Linked DNA regions of Mus musculus: region 2 is linked to region 1. The links are chromatin loops, found by intact Hi-C in ENCODE. Cell type or tissue: heart. All regions are shown on one strand.

Region 1 (8,000 bases):
ACTCCACGGAGGCTGGGGGTACATGTGGGAGTACCCGATTGCAAAGTAAGTATGGCGGGCGCTTCTACAGCACTTTCCTTTCCTTTCCTTTCCTTTCCTTTCCTTTCCTTTCCTTTCCTTTCCTTTCCTTTCCTTTCCTTTCCTTTCCTTTCCTTTCCTTTCCTTTCCTTTCCTTTCCTTTCCTTTCCTTTTCTTCTTTCTGTTTTCTTTCTTCTTCTGTTTTTTTTTTTTGAGATAGGATTTTTTTTCCATTTATTTTCCATCCCAGTTATAGCGCCCTCTCTTTCCTTTTCTCCCAGTCTCACCCTGAGAAATCCCTCCCCCCATTAACACCTTACTGTCTGAGGAGAAGGGAAGGACCCCTACACACCCCTAGGGACCACTTCACCCTGGGACATCAGGTTGCAGCAGGACTAACCACATTTTCTTCCATCGAGGCCCAATCAGATAGTTCAGCTAGGGGAAGGGGATCCAGTGGCAGGCAACAGGGTCAGAGACTACCCCCAGCCCCACTTCAGTGTCAGGGGACTCACATGATGACCAAGCTGCACATCTGCTACAAATGTATAGGCCTAGGTCCAGCCCGTGCTGTTTGGTTGGTGGTTCAGGCTCTGTGAGCACCCATGGGCCCAGGTTACTTGATTCTTCTTGTGGTGTTCTTAACCCCTCTGTAAACAAGACAATTTACAGATGTGCCCCTAGGCTAACCAGCTTGCTCACTCCTATCCCCAGCTCTTACACATGACTCCTTAAGCTCTGCCTGATGTTTAGTTGTGGGCCTCTGCATCTGTTTCTGTCAGCTGCTGGGTGAAGCCTCTCAGGAGACAGTTATGTCAGGCTCCTGTCTTTCTGGGTCTGTGTTACCATACTCAGTAACCATCTAGTTCCATCTATTTGCTTGCAGATTTCATGATGACTTTTTTTTAGTGGTTGAGGAGTACTCCATTGTGTAGATGAACCACATTCTCTGTATCCATTCTTCTGTTGAGAGTCATCTGGGTTGTTTCCAGCTTCTGGCTATTATGAATAATGCTGCTATGAACATAGTTGAGCAAGTGTCTTTGTGGTATGGTGGGACATCTTTTGGCATATGCCCAGGAGTGGTATAGCTGGGTCTTCGGGTAGAACTATTCCTAAATTTCTGAGAAAATGCCCAATTGATTTACAAAGTGGTTAGACTAGTTTGCACTGCCACCAGCAATGGAGGAGTGTTCCCTCACCTCCACATCTTCGCCAGCATATGCTGTCACTTGAGTTTGTGATCTTACTTTGTAATCCTGTCTGACCAGGCTGGCCTGAGAGTCACAGAGATCTACCTGTCTCTGCCTCAGGACAGGGATTAATGGTGTGTATGTGCCGCCATATTCAGCCTATGATGCTCGATCTGTCTGTCTGTCTGTCTGTCTCTCTCTCCCTTCCTCCTCCCTCCCTTCCTTCCTTAATTATATTTTATGTGATTTTTTAAAAATTAAAAATGGAATGTTTTCATACAGTATGTTCTGATTATGGTTCCCTCTGTCCTAACTCCTCCTAGGTTCTCCCCACCTCCCCACCCACCCAGATGCACAACTCTTTCTTCCTCTTTCTCCATCTCCTTACCTTGATGCTTTTCTTGTTTTGTTTTGTTTTGTTTTGTTTTGTTTTGTTTTGGTTTGGTTTGGTTTGGTTTGGTTTGGTTTGGTTTGGTTTGGTTTGGTTTGGTTTGGTTTTTAGAGACAGGGTTTCTCCGTGTAGCCCTGGCTGTCCTGGAACTCACTTTGTAGACCAGGCTGGCCTCAAACTCAGAAATCCGCCTGCCTCTGCCTTCCAAGTGCTGGGATTAAAGGCGTGCGCCACCACCACTCGGCAAGATAGTCCATTTTTAGAAAATGAATTCCTTCATTTCTTCCTATTCTCTCTCTCTTACTCTCTCTTTGAATTACTTTTTTTTTTTACTGGTGTGGTAAGATTCCCTGACAAAAGCAATGGAAGGGAGACACGTGTTTCCTTCGGCTGCCGGTTGGAGGCTAAAGCCCATCAGAGTGGGTTGTTCTGGCTGCAGGAGCTTGCAGTTTGGACCTGCCGTTCAGAAGCAGAGTGTGAAGGATGCGGCTGCTCAGCCGATGGCTGCCGTTCTATGCAGTCCAGGACCCAAGCCTAAGTAGTGCCACCTAACTTTGGAGTGAGTCTCCTACCTCAGTTAACCCAAACAAGACAATTTACAGGTGTGCCCCTAGGCTAACCTAATCTACATTACTCTTCATTATTATACCTGGAAGTTTGTGCCTTTGATGTTTCCAGATGTTGTCAAGTTAATAATCAGAACTGGCCATCGTAGGAACTGAACTCAGGGCTGTGCATGTGTTAGGCAAGCAATTTGCCACTGGCCACTATCTCTAGCTACTTAAACAAACAAACAGAAAAAGCAATACAGAATGGTCCACTTACATAGTAGAAGAATTAACATACCATGCCTTAAGTAATTATTTTGCTTGAAAAATATAAAAGGTTTTTTTTTTCTGAATGGAATTTTTATTATGCTTCTTTTTATTGGGTTACACATAAATTTCCTCAGATCAAACAGTGACAGCTACAGCTGCAGTGTCTTCCATACGTCTCCCTCTTCATCAGCTCTTCTCAGACTCTTGCCTCTCTTTCACGTTTTTCTTATAATCGTAGAACGTATTTTTCCTCTTACTTAACAGTCTATTCAACTTAGGAAAATTGCCCAGGGAAGTTTTTGACGACTGCTCATACACACCCACTTCAGTTCTGAATCTGCAAGGAGGAATGCTATAGGCTTCCAAAGACGTTCCGCATTTGTTACCTGGGTGCTTTGTGTAGTTCGGAAAACTATCAAGGACATAAACACTGTTAGCCTGACAGCGTTTGATTTCCTCATCCCAGCAAGCCTAGCTAGAGCTGTTCCCTGTACTTCTAATCCTTTTTATGGAACATGAGGTTTTTTTTTTTTTATTGCCGTTTCATTAAGAACAGAAGTTCCTGTGTGGGTACAACCTGCTAATTCTATAGTTACCACACAGCTTAAAAGCTTTAGTTACTGGATAGCTATAATTTATAGTTTCATAAAACTCACCATCAATCAAGTGTTTTTCTCTTTTTGAGAGAATATAAGCGTGAAATTGATTTTTTTCCAAATAAATCATTTGACTTAGACTTCCAGAGCTACTTCAAGCAGACCTTACTCACAAGCAGAGCTTCCTTTTAAAATCCTGTGTAGTCATGAAATACAGCTGTGTTTTTGAATTATGCTAGCCCAAAGGTTACCATCACTGGAATTTTTCCCGTGCATTTTTTTGTTTTTGAAGTGCTCATCCATCTTATAAAAGGGCTTTGGAAGCAAAATGGTAATGGATGTTTATATCTGTGTGTGCAAGCTCTTGTAACAACTCCTTCTGGGAACAGAGGCATGTGTGGCTTCGTTTACGTTCTCAGAAAGGCATGCTAAGTCGAGGGGTCCACTACCCTGGGATGAGGTTAGCGTGTCCCATAGCAGCAGTGCCTGCTTTCTTAGAGTCCCTTGCTTCTAAATAAGCAAGATAACTTGTGGATTGATCATTATAATTTCTGCTTTCAGCTCAGGAGACTTGAACTCCTTTAAATAATAATAGCCACTCTTGGCTGGGTTGCCAGTTCAAAGAGTATGTGAATCTTTATCCAGACAGCTCTTTCTGTCCCCAAAGATGTTGGAAATCCTGATATCACAAAAGCTAGTTACCTATTAGACAGTATGTGCCTACAGTGTACAGACTTTGATTTAAAGAAATCATCCAACTTTTGATTCTTACATCTGCCCCAGGTTTAGCTACATCATTAGTGTAGGGATGGGTAGGGGGAGAAAGAGATAGAGAACTGATTGAGGCAGGAGCTTTGTAGGGTTTAAAAAGTTGTCTTGTTCCCCTTTAGAACTTTTAGATAGTTACTTCCTGGCACGTGAGCTGATCTTAGTTTTAGGCGTTAGGTTTAGCTTTAGACCCTTGGAGATCTCTTAGCCATTCTAGGCGGAGAGAAGCTGGGACAGAGAACTTCACTGCAGTTAAACATTTCTCTCCTGCTTCTCTCTGTTAATGTTAGTAGAGTAAATTTAATTAGTAACTTATGAAAGGCCTGCTGGTCTGCCATTACATATCCTGGTAGAACTACTTTAATGTAAAAAAGAAATGCCCAGCCCAGTTCAAAAATGTCTGAAGTCTTGGGATTGTCCAGGTAGGCTGGAGTGCCAGGCAGGTCTTCAGAAGATGCGAGTGCTTGGTTTTGTAGAGAACAAAATCTTCCTGGGGCTGGGGGCAGGGTTTACGTATTTCAAAACGTACTTAGAGTCCCCCCCCCCCATTCATCGAATAGGTAAATATTCAGTGAGGACCCACTTATCTGCAAGGCACCCCGGGAAATGTGGAAAAGTGTAAGTTCAAAGTTAGTCATATTCTGAGAAACAAGCAATTTTATCTCAGAAATTAAATAATTAGAGCCCCACTCATATATTTGAGAACGGGCTGTACATTTTCCTTCCATGAAAAGTCTGGAGCTCAATAACTAGTTTCACAGGACTGGGACAATGAAAGTATTGTGACCTAATAAAAGTTTGCTTGCCAAAGAGGCAAGACACCTACATTCTTGTTCCAGCCTGACGGTTATCTGTTATGTCACCAGAAAAGGGTGATCATTAATTAGCAACTACATCAGCCTCTCTCTGTTTTTTTTGTTTTTTGTTTTTGTTTTTTTTTTAAACCTGCAAAGCAGTAATATTTATCCCTCTGGATTCTAGAGGGCTGAAGAGAAAGGAGAAAGGGTGAAAACGGATACATTGGCTACTCCTACAGCCGTCAAAGCGAGGCCTGGGCTGGGGGTGTGGTGCGGTGGGGGAGCGCTCTCCCATCAAGACCCTGAACTCAGTTCCTGTATTAGTCAGACTTCTTTCCCAGCATCGGAAGACAGAGGAGTGAAGTCCTGGCTGAGTGCTAGTGTCTGTGTGTCTCTGAGGGCTCAGTCCCTTAGGATTTGAATCCCAGCTGTGACATTTCCCCCAGAATAGGCTATTTGTTAACTTTGGGGGCGGGGGGAGAAGTAACTTTTTAAAACATTAGGTGGTGGTTGTAGAGATGGAATGAGAAGGAATGTCTAGAAATAAGTAATTTATTATTTTAACCCCTAAGGTCAGTGGCTTTCAACTTTCTGGGGCAACTAAAAGAGAAGACACTAAGATGTTCCAGGCATAACTAAATGTAGATGTTTTCAGTCGCTGTTTGTTGTATAAGTTCAGCTTTACAAAGCTATGTCAGGGTACCTAAGCGTTATTCTGAATGTAATGTCTCAGTGGCTTTTACTGTATCAACCTAGTATGAATGCTGTCCATGAAAAGTCAGTTATTTATAAGAGGCTCCTATTGCTCAGAGTTCCTTAACCAATAGTTATCTGGAAAGATGGGGCTTAAAGTTTCTACCATTTCTATATGAATTACACTATCTTCTAATTTATCTAGAGCTTACGTGGATGCTCGGGTGCAGCCGATCTACGGTGGTACCAACGAAATAATGAAAGAGCTGATCGCAAGACAGATCGTCAGTGACAGCTAGACATCTGCCTACATCCTGGAATCCTATTACATGCAGCTAATGCGGATTCTAATCTACTTGAGATAAAGTGTAACCTGGAAAAGGGGGGGAAATGGTAAAGCTGGTTTTATGTATGATTGTTACAGAGAAAGAAATAAAATAGAATTCTAAAGATTAACACAGGGAGAGAGAAATTTTTGAGCCCAAGAGTCTAAAGTTTTGTCATGAAAGGTATAACCTTTTTTCATGCATATACAGTGAATATAAAAGATTTTCTAACTGAAGAGCCTTTTAATGTCTTACTTGTCTTTCAAATTCTGAAGAGCATAAGTTGGCTTTCATTCTTAAAGTTGAGGCAGAATTTAATATTAATAATACTTACAAGACTTTGGAAAGGTCAAATAATTGTAACTTATATGAAGTCATTTCAGCTACTTTTTGCTCCATATTCCCCCAGGACATTGGTTCCCACCATGTTACCCCCAACCCCATGTTTTTTAAAGTAATGAACAGAACCCTTCAGAAAAAAGTGGACCGTACTGTATATAATGCACATAGAGGCAATTGTGTATCAATATTAAAAATAAAGTAAAACTTAAAGCATGTGTAGACCGTGTGAGGCCCTGGGGAATGAGAACGTGTTCTGGTGGGAGACTGCTATGTTCTTAAGCAGGCATGTGGGCTTTCAGCACATTCCATTCCCACTTAATTTAAATAGGAGAACTCAGTACTCCATCATCTTTAAATTCAATGTTTGGTAGGTATCAAAGCCAAGGCTTTTTTTTTTCAGCAGTGTGACATATTTATATTTAATAAATACTATGCATCTTCTATAAACTAAGTTGGTAAAAATGTTGGGAAGCAAGCTTGGAATAACTTTATTATGGAGTTGAAAATTCCAACTAGACAGTAAGAGAACCAAACATTTAAAACAGGAGGAGGGGAAAATCATACTTGAGACAAGAAATCATTATGAAAAGTAAAATCAATAGTTTATAAACTGATATTTCAGTAGTTTGATTTTTCTGGCTCACAGGGGTAATTTTTAAAATGAAAATGCATTCTTGTTTAACTTCATAAAGTTAAACATTACTTATTTGCTACAAATGTGTATAGCAGATGGGAGGTGGAACCTTTTTGATATTCCTCTCCTCATAGCACACCACTTTGGGTAGTGGTTGCTGGATTAACTCCTTTTATGTACATGTGTTAACATACAAAGGGTTCAAAGTTGTTATTTATCCTTTGAGAGAACCCTCGTTGTGTAGCTGTGGCCGGTCTAGAAAAGCTCTGTAGATCAGGCTGACCTGGAACTCACTCACAGTCATCTTCCTGCCTCTGCCTTCCCTCCCAAACGAGGGGACTGAAGGCGTGTGCCACTATGCCAGGCTCAAACTCTTTTTTAAAAATAATTTATTTCTAATTATGTCTGTGTACATGTGAATGTGTGCATGTCAGTGCAGGTGCCAACAGAGACCAGAATAGAGTATTAGATCTCTAGAGCTGCTCCTCTGAGCGGCCCAGACGGGTGCTGAGACCTGGACCCCGGCTCTCTTCCAGAACAGCAAACACTCAACCACTGAACCATCTTTGCGGTCCCTAGAGTCAAGTCTTATTAAATATTACATTTGCACTTTGCACCTCCCTCCTGCCAACAGGAACTTGAAAAGATTTGCTAGAACTCTCCTTGCCCCTTCGGCCTCTTTAAGTCTCCAGTGTAGAGGCAGACGGACCTTCAGTTTGAATGATTATTCTTCATTTAGAATTTAGAATTTGTAACCTAATTTTAAGAAGAGTTCAGAATGTGCTCTGCAGCTTTGCCTTCGGTGTTCATTTCCTAAGCAGCTTATTCTTTGTGCTTTGTTTGTGTGGCCTTGAGTGGTGTCCCCCGGGGAGGGAATTTCAGGCGAATCTCAGGCATTGCTGAGTGTTCAAGAAATGATAAATGGTAACAGTGCTCAAAAGAACAAGCTAGGCAGGCAGAAGAAAGCATCACTATGTAAATATTAATGAGAATTTCAAGGTGTGGTGATTGGTTTTGAGGCTAAGATTTTTAGGATCAAAATTACAGCTTTACAGTTCCTTTTCCCCTTATTTCCAGGTGGTGTCATTGAAAACTGCTCTGACTTGCAATTTTAACATCTAACTGCAAATCTTTACTAATCTGGTAATCTTAGTAGTTTACTGCTGAAAGTATAGGATTTCTAGATTTTTTTTCCATGTCAGTGTTATTTTTGGCACACCCAAGCATTTATTTATTTGGAGTCATTGGAAAGATTTGACATTGAAACCAACTGCGGGCCTGTGTACTGCTTTATAACAAATGCTGAAAAATACTATTCTTTTTTAAAACTTTTGTTTGCAAGACAAAATTATTGAGAGCCACAAATATGCAAAACATGGAGCATAGTGTAGCTAACCTTCAGCTTAACATTTACAGTGATTAGC
Region 2 (8,000 bases), 95 kb after region 1:
CTCAGTAAAACTTAGCAAGATACTTTTGAAACTCAGTTACTTATTCATATGTATAATGACAAATTTATGAATAGCTTAGTGTACATTTAAAAAGGAAGAGTGTGAATGAGTACTGTGACTTACAGTATTATGTCCTCAGTAATGGCTCCAGTATAGACAAAGAGAACTAGAAGAATAGAACAATTCCATATAGATTCAAATATTTTAATCTTACAGTATGTTGGGTAATAAAGAATAAAAATAGAGTAATCTAGATAAAATGCAATGAAATGATTTCAAGAGGCATGAAAGGAAATAGGAAGGGACTACAGAGGACAGAGATCAAAAAGCAATGACTACATGGTGTGACTATTGCTTATTTGTGTTCCTGCTGAGTTGGCACTATATTAATAAAAGCTGCAAACATATTATTGTACACTTTTTTGTGTCATGATTTTTGGTCATCATTTTACATTGCCATCAGAAATATTCTGACTACCTGAGTTAACAGTCTTATATATGCTCTGACACAAGATAACTAGCCAGTCAAACGGGACAGTCAGATCGGCATGGCGCATATTGCCCACTTGAGGCTTAATTTCTTTTTCTAGCTTCTTTGTATTTTCTTACTTCTTATGAATTTTCTTTGATTATAGATTATAATTAATTATATTAATTATATAATAATTTCCAAATACCACACTATTGCTATCTCAAATTTGTCTTGTGATTAAAAGCCATTTTGTATGATTTCAGTCAGGCCTTTTAGTTCATTCATTCGTTCTCTCTCTCTCTCTTTCATGTGGCTGCGTTTTGTCCGCATGTGTGGGTACTGTATGCATTCAGTGCCTGCAGAGGTCAGAAGAGGGTATCTGACCATAAAACTCAGGTCATGTGTGCTTGGGAACCATCAGGTCAGTGCTAGGAAAGAAACCAGAGCTTGATCCTCTGCAAGAGCAATTAAATGCTCTTAACCTCAGAGCCATCTCTCCAACACTCGTCAGGCCTTGAAAGTAACTGAGATTTGTTTTGTGGGTCAGTGTAAAAGCACTGTTCATATAAATATTCGATGTGCACTTGAAAGTGGGGTGAACTTTTAAATAGGCGCTTTAATTAGCTTCACTTAGTTAATAGTACTGACCAAGACATTTATATCCTTACACATATTTTACTTTTCAGATCTCCCAACAATAAGTACAAATTTGTATATTATCTCTCTTTCTTTTTAATTCTTACAGGGTATTTTGATGTTTCTGATATATTTTGAAGCTGACTGTTTTTGTACAAGTATTTTCTTTTGGTTGGATATATGAGAATATCTGTGCTGTCTCTCTATTTTTGAAGTATATAATGTGTTGGGTTCACAGATAGACGGGGATTTGTCAAAGGGGAGTTGGATTGAATGAAATGCAATTGAATCTTGACCCTTACTTGTACTTGATAATATCTTTACATGAAATGCTAACTTTTGAGTGGATACAAGGAGTGAGTTAAAATTTTGGGAGAGAGAATGCATTTTGTAAGTGATCAAGACATAACTTTTCCTTGAGAGCCACTGTGGAATTCCATTGAATTAATTTCCCCAAACTCACATATATAAATTTCACCCTCCATGTGATATTTAAAATTAGGGCCACTAGTGACCTGATTGACTCAATTCCAGAGAGCTATCACTATATGTCTGCTATGTGAGCAGACATCTATGAAGAATAAAGTAGGCCATCAACAGACAGACTCAGTCAACACTGTCATTTAAGACTTTCCTGCCTCTGGAACTTTCTATTATTTACAAGCCATCTAGCTTACATTACTTAAAGACTAAGGTCACACATTATGAAAATCTGTAGCCACATAACAAGCCAAGTATGGTGGCTCATGATGGGAGAAGAGAAAAGAGAGGTTTTTGTCTTGCTGGTCAACATCAGGTTGAATAACACTGTCTTACAAGTAAACAAGTGGAAAGCAATGGGGGAAGACAACTTGACATCAACCTCTGGCCTCATCCCATGTATACATGGTAAGTACACCTACACTCACAAATGCACCCAGACATGAACATGCACCACCCTGTGCACCACACAGAAATAACAGACAGAAAAATGTAAAACAATAAGTTAACAGAGGAACTTCATTAATCCTAAAGAAAGGCAGGGATCCGTGAAATATAAAACAAACATATATAAAATCAAAAAGACCAATCGTTGAGTCTTTGAAAAAGTACATTTTCACACCCCTAAGACTCTTCAAATTAATCCAAGGTAGAGTTAACCTTTATTATTAACGCAATTTACCTGGGAAAATATAGTGATTTTCAATAGACTCTGAAAAAAAATCCACAATGAAACACATTTTGGCAAACTGGGAATATATCCTGGTAAACAAATAACCAAAAAACTCCAACAACTAAACCATCTTTAAAGTTTTATTTGTATATGTGGAGGTATATGTATGTGTGCATGTGGTGTGCAATATACATGTATAGGTGGAAAAGAGGTTGATGTCTTATTTTCATTCAAATAGTTTTACGTCACTTTCTCGCCTCCCTTTGCTTCAGCCCTTCTCAACTACCTTCCCTAGAACCTCATATATATAACCTGCTGCTGAGTTCATTTTCGTGTATGCATGAGGTTTCATGGCTGACTATCCTGCAGATTCCTATGATGTGTTGATCTTTACATTGGCTGTAGTTACGATTTTCTGTGATGGTCTCCATTTGTTGTTAAGAGAGCTTTCTTTGACAAAGGGTGGTAGCAACAGTTATCCAGGAGAGGTGGCCTCGCACAAAAAGAGCATTGTTAAGACAGGTCTGGAAGTAGACTGTAAGCTTTCAGACCACTGTAGTAAGAAGCCCTGCCTACTTTATCGTTTCAGTTAGGGCCTCTTACTGAAACTAGAGTTTATCAATAGGCTAGAGTAGCCATAGAGCCCCCAGGATCATCCTGTCACCACTTTGAGCACTGGGGTTACTGATAGCTGCTAGCACACCTTGAGTTTACATGTGTACTGGGTATAATCAGATTCTTATCCTTCCTTGGGAAAGATTTTCTTTAGCTACTGAACTCTCTCTCCAGCCCCACATACAACATTTGAAATTGTTATGTCATTCCTGTTATAACCAGTTGCAAAACAAGAGTATCTCCTTTGGTCCCTTTGCTATTTATTAATGAGACTGAGCACATTTAGCATGGATAACATTTCCAAGTAACAAAGGGTTTAGAATGAATTGAAACATCCAAACCAGAATTACATATGGACAATACATCTGGATTCTCATCTACTGAAGACTAAAAGAAACTATAAAGACACTGGTAGACTAAGGAAGTTGGCATAGTTGTACAGATATGCTGAATATATAACAGGTAATTTCATTTTAAAATACCTTCAATAGGGATGGAGAAATTGCTTAGCAGTGAAGCGTGCTTGTTTTTGCAGAGGACCTGAGTTCAGTTCCCAGCACAGACACCGCAGCTTGCAGCCTACATAACACCAGTTCTGAGTATCACCCTCTTCTGGGCTTCCTAGGCAACATACACTCACATTCAAGCAAGACACTCATACGCAATTTAAAAAGTCTAAAAAAAAAAAAAAGTTAAATCTTTTATAAAGCAATAAAAATGTTAACCGAAAACTTCTAACAAAACTGTGTGAAGCTTTTAAAATATAATTTAAAAGTATATGTATATGTGTATGTGTGCAACGTGTATGCAAGGTATTCAAGGAAGCTAAAAGAGGGTGTTAGATCCTTTGGAGCTGGAATTAGATGTGACTGTGATCTGCTTGATGTGGGTGCTGGGAACTTAGCCCGGTCCTCAAGAAAAGCAGCAAGTGCTCTTAACTGCTGAGCCACCTCTCCAGTCCCAAATGTGTAAAGCTTTTGTAGAAGGAATTGAATATGGACAAAGTAGAAGAGACAAGCAGTTTTATGGACTCTTTTCTTTTTACTGTGTTTCACTGTGATGGCACAAAGACTTATTTTCATGAATAAGTTCAGTTTGAAAGACCCAGAAGGCTTTTCTAGCCACAGCACTAGATGTACAGTCCATACATCTCATTCTATATCAAGATGACTTACTAAGCTAGGCTCTTATTCTCCTATATACTGTATTATAATTTCACCTGTCCTTTTTTTTTTAAGTCTTAAAGCAAAAAGTGAAAGTTTGACATTTTTTTCTTGCAGACTTTACCTTCAAAAGAAGCATTTTTAAGTAGCACACAGACGCCTTACACGGGATCACCGTTCAGTTGGGACAACTGGGAACAGAGTTCCAGGTCTCACCTGTTAAGAGAACAGGTTTCCAAACTCGATTCCTCCTTCCATCCTGTTTTGTCATTGCCATCAGGTAAGCTGCCTCATAAAAATCTGAATATTTTCTATAATGAAACATCATCTTATAAAGACAGGCAATATTTGAAAGTTTTTGGTTTATTTTTGCATTGTGGGAGATTGCTTACGGTGGTAGAACAGATGGTATTTTTGTAAGTCTTTAGAGGAACAAGGTTATGTTGAGATAGGGCCTCACTATGTAGCCCTGGACTATTAATGTGTACTAAGCACACTGGATATTTTGTTTAATTCTCATAACCCCATGAGAACACATTATGCTGTCCTTTTCATCTTACACATGAGCATATTAAGCTTGGAGGTTTTTCTATTCAAGATAACTCAGCTATTGAACACTGGAGCCAGCAGCTGAGGTAACTGATCCCCAGACTCACACACGTATTATCCTTTATATTGATTTATTATTAAGTAATTTGATTTTCTCTTGATTTGAGAGATGAGATAGCCTCATTCTAAATTTTGGAACTCTGAAATAATATCAATATCTATAACTATATATTTATATATATCCTTTAGATCTAAGGCATCCTAGTCTAGTAAGCTCAGCTCCTTTATATTTATCAGTTAAAGCTGCTTGCATTTGACAAAAATCTTAATACCTACTTATATTTGATAATAAAAAGGTGCTAGAAGTATAAATAAGTCCCTCATTATAATTATATTCTAGTTTTAATATAGTATATAAATATAAAATATATGCATATATTAACAAAATAACTTTACTAAAAGGCCAAAAGGTACTTTAGGAAGGTACATAGGAACAAGGCCATCTCCAGTTATGTTCTGTTTCCAACACTTACGGTGGTAGAACAGATGGTATTTTTGTAAGTCTTTAGAGGAACAAGGTTATGTTGAGGCAACTGGAAGGCAAAATCTTGAAAAAGCTTCAACAGTGTTTTAAAGCACAGTATTTAATTTCTTTTCCCATTTAATTCTTTTCATCTTTACATCAAATTCCATGATACTTAGACTTTTAATTATACTTTTTTGTATGTATGCATGGACTTGTCCTTAAAGCCCTGAGCCAGGCAAGGGGATGCATCCCTTTAAGCTCAGAACTGGGGAGGTACACAAGCAAATTTCTGTGAATTTGAGGCTAACTAAACCCAAATAGTAAGCTCCAGGACAGCCAGGGTTATAGTGAGATACTGTCTCAAAAAAACACTAATAAATCACAACCGTTGAGAAAGCAGTTCATCTCACTGTGTGAAACCCAGACACGGCTTCAGTCTCTCCTGATAGAATCGTTCATAAATAATTCTGTGTATTGCATGCAAAACATTCAATAGGTTTAAAAACAAAGAACACTTAAAAATGTTTCTCAGGGGAAAATATATGTGTCTATTCATGCTTTTTAAAGTTATTTTATTATTCATTTTTTATGTGTTTCGATGTTACAGATGTATACATGCCACATGTGTGTATAGGCCAGAGATCAGTTCTCTGGAGTCAGTTTTCTCTGTCTACCATGTTGTCATGCTTGGTGGGAGTGTCTTTATCTCTAAGCTATCTTATTGACCCAGGTTTTACAGTTATGAATGAAAAAACTCTTGACTAATAAGCAGCTTGATGTGAGGTGGCTCAACAGGTAAAAGGCACTTTCCACAGCCTGACAAACCTACTTCAATCCCGGGACCCACATGGCAGAAGGAAAAACCAACTTCCATGAGGGAGGTGTCCTCTGAGTTTCACTTGCCCATGTTGTGGCGCTTGTACAAACTCACCCCTCTCACACACATTAAAGAATGAATTCATTATACACACCTTATCTGTACCTTGGCTTCTCTTTGAGTATAAAATATACCAGCATTTTCAACTGAATATCCATAAGTCTCTGTCTGAAGGAAGAGAACTTCTTGGTGGATGTTAGTCTTTATATAAGTAGCTTTAGTTATACTCATAATGTGAAACTTGTCGTTTCATGCATTCTGCTTATAGAAGTGTTTCTGTGTAACAACTAGCACAATATAAAAATCATTTTTAATTATTTTAAATATTTTTGTAAAAACCTTGTGGTGCATTTGTGACCATTCCTCTGAGAAGACTGTTACATTTACACTGACTACTCTTACACACTAAAGGGAGACCTCAGAACTGTTCATATGCTCGTTTAGAATGTTACCTAACTCATAACATTCTGAAAAACGCTTACTAACCTTCTTGGGAAGGTTTACTTCTCAAAGTTCTTATTGTGTAAATTTTTTCCCTAAGCCTATGTGCTATTTATAAAAAGGAAAGAAAATTAGTGTTAGGCTGTGGAAAATGGTGTTTACCAAAAATAATTGTTTTCCTTTGTTTTTTCAGAAATTCCCCTTCATCTTCATTTTGAGACCTTATTCAAGAAGACCGACATGAAAGGAGAGCTTGCTGAAAATCAATTTGTAGGTGACTGTCTCATATCACCGCCACCTGGTATGTCCCATTCACACACTGTGTGTGCTTGTACATGCTTTTACATTGTCTACATTCATTTTTTTACATTCTGAGTAAATAAAATTTAAGAAAAGAATAAATGCAAATCCTTAATCGTTAATACTTTTCCATGAGTCACACATCCACACAGAGAAGCATGTTTGATTGCCTACTGTTTGAGGCTCTTTGACATGAGGCAGGGAGGGAAAGGGTGGAATTTGAGAAAGAGTGGGAGGAGGAAAATGAATAAACAATGAATGAACAAAAGTTATAAAGAAAAAGCTATAAACAGAAAACAGCCTTCTTATATGGTAAAATCAAGGATCCCAATGCTTTGCATCAGCTCGGAGATTTAGTGCACTGTAAGTTAGTGTTATATAGTAGACTCGGCAATCGGAATGTAGTGCATAACTCATCAAGAGCACTGAGGAGGTGAAAACAAACAGAAAAGCAACTGTAGTGTTAAAAAATGTAGGTCAACCCCAGAGAGAGACTAGTCAAAACCACACAATAGAGTCTATCTTCCTTATATTAGGAAGGGTGTAATCATGAAATGATCTGAGAACCGTTCTAATGTATAGGATTTTTTCTGAGTAAAAACTTTTATACACTTATTTCATAACAAAAATCACAATAAACTGTAGTTGGTTTTAATAATTTTAAATTAAAAAATCATATAATAAAACCTCAAGGAAATTATATTAAACTGTTTATGAGTGCTCTGAAAAGGAATGAACACTATGCTTAGAAGCAATATGAAATGACAAAAATCAGCATATTCTCACTGTCTGCAAAGCTGTATATTTAGTATCGAAAGAAAGCAAACATTATTTCCAGGCAAAACATATCTACCTGCAAAATTCCAGAGGAAAATAAATAGATGTTAAGTGGGTTTTATAATAAAATCTAGTCATTTTAGGGCTGGGAGGGACGCTGTAGGTTGTTCAATGTTCAAACATTGAACCCTGAATTCAGTTAAGACCTCTGGAAGGCAAAGAAAGAAAACAAACAAACAAAAAAACCCATCAGCTTTTATAATTGCAGTAGTAATTACACAGACTATCTGAAGGAACAAATTCTTCACTCAGTGACAATATCTCTAGAATAAACAAGGGTTTACATTAAGAAAACTTTAGTAATTTGTGGTTTTACAGAGACAACATGAAAGATGTTGCTCTATGGAGACAAATAAACTGCTGTGGTTAGAAAACACTTCCCAACTTAAATGTCTGCTTTCTGTGTCTCACTGTATACAGAGAATTTTATT

The links. Hi-C counts contacts between places; a loop is a spot of excess contacts. Peaks named below come from ENCODE experiments on the same cell type or tissue, not always from the same donor. Only the 100,000 strongest peaks of a DNase experiment are listed, where the experiment ranks them.
Region 2: it touches region 1 in a loop (2.2-fold over the local background); 5 of 42 quality-filtered maps call a loop at or near these places.

Annotation. Positions count from the first base shown.
Region 1 is chr1:66,829,007-66,837,006 of GRCm38, reverse strand. Acadl (acyl-Coenzyme A dehydrogenase, long-chain) reads left to right here. Exons shown (of 11, transcript NM_007381.4): 10 at 1-45; 11 at 5,480-6,168. The coding sequence ends at 5,573. Among named protein-coding and RNA genes, the nearest start is that of Kansl1l, 15 kb to the right of the region's middle. In heart, no CTCF peak of the experiment used is centred here; no DNase peak of the experiment used is centred here.
Region 2 is chr1:66,734,370-66,742,369 of GRCm38, reverse strand. Kansl1l (KAT8 regulatory NSL complex subunit 1-like) reads left to right here. Exons shown (of 15, transcript NM_001122738.1): 7 at 4,157-4,319; 8 at 6,626-6,733. Gm46093 (a long non-coding RNA gene) reads right to left here and starts at 4,157. Exons shown (of 2, transcript XR_003947842.1): 1 at 1-4,157. In heart, no CTCF peak of the experiment used is centred here; no DNase peak of the experiment used is centred here.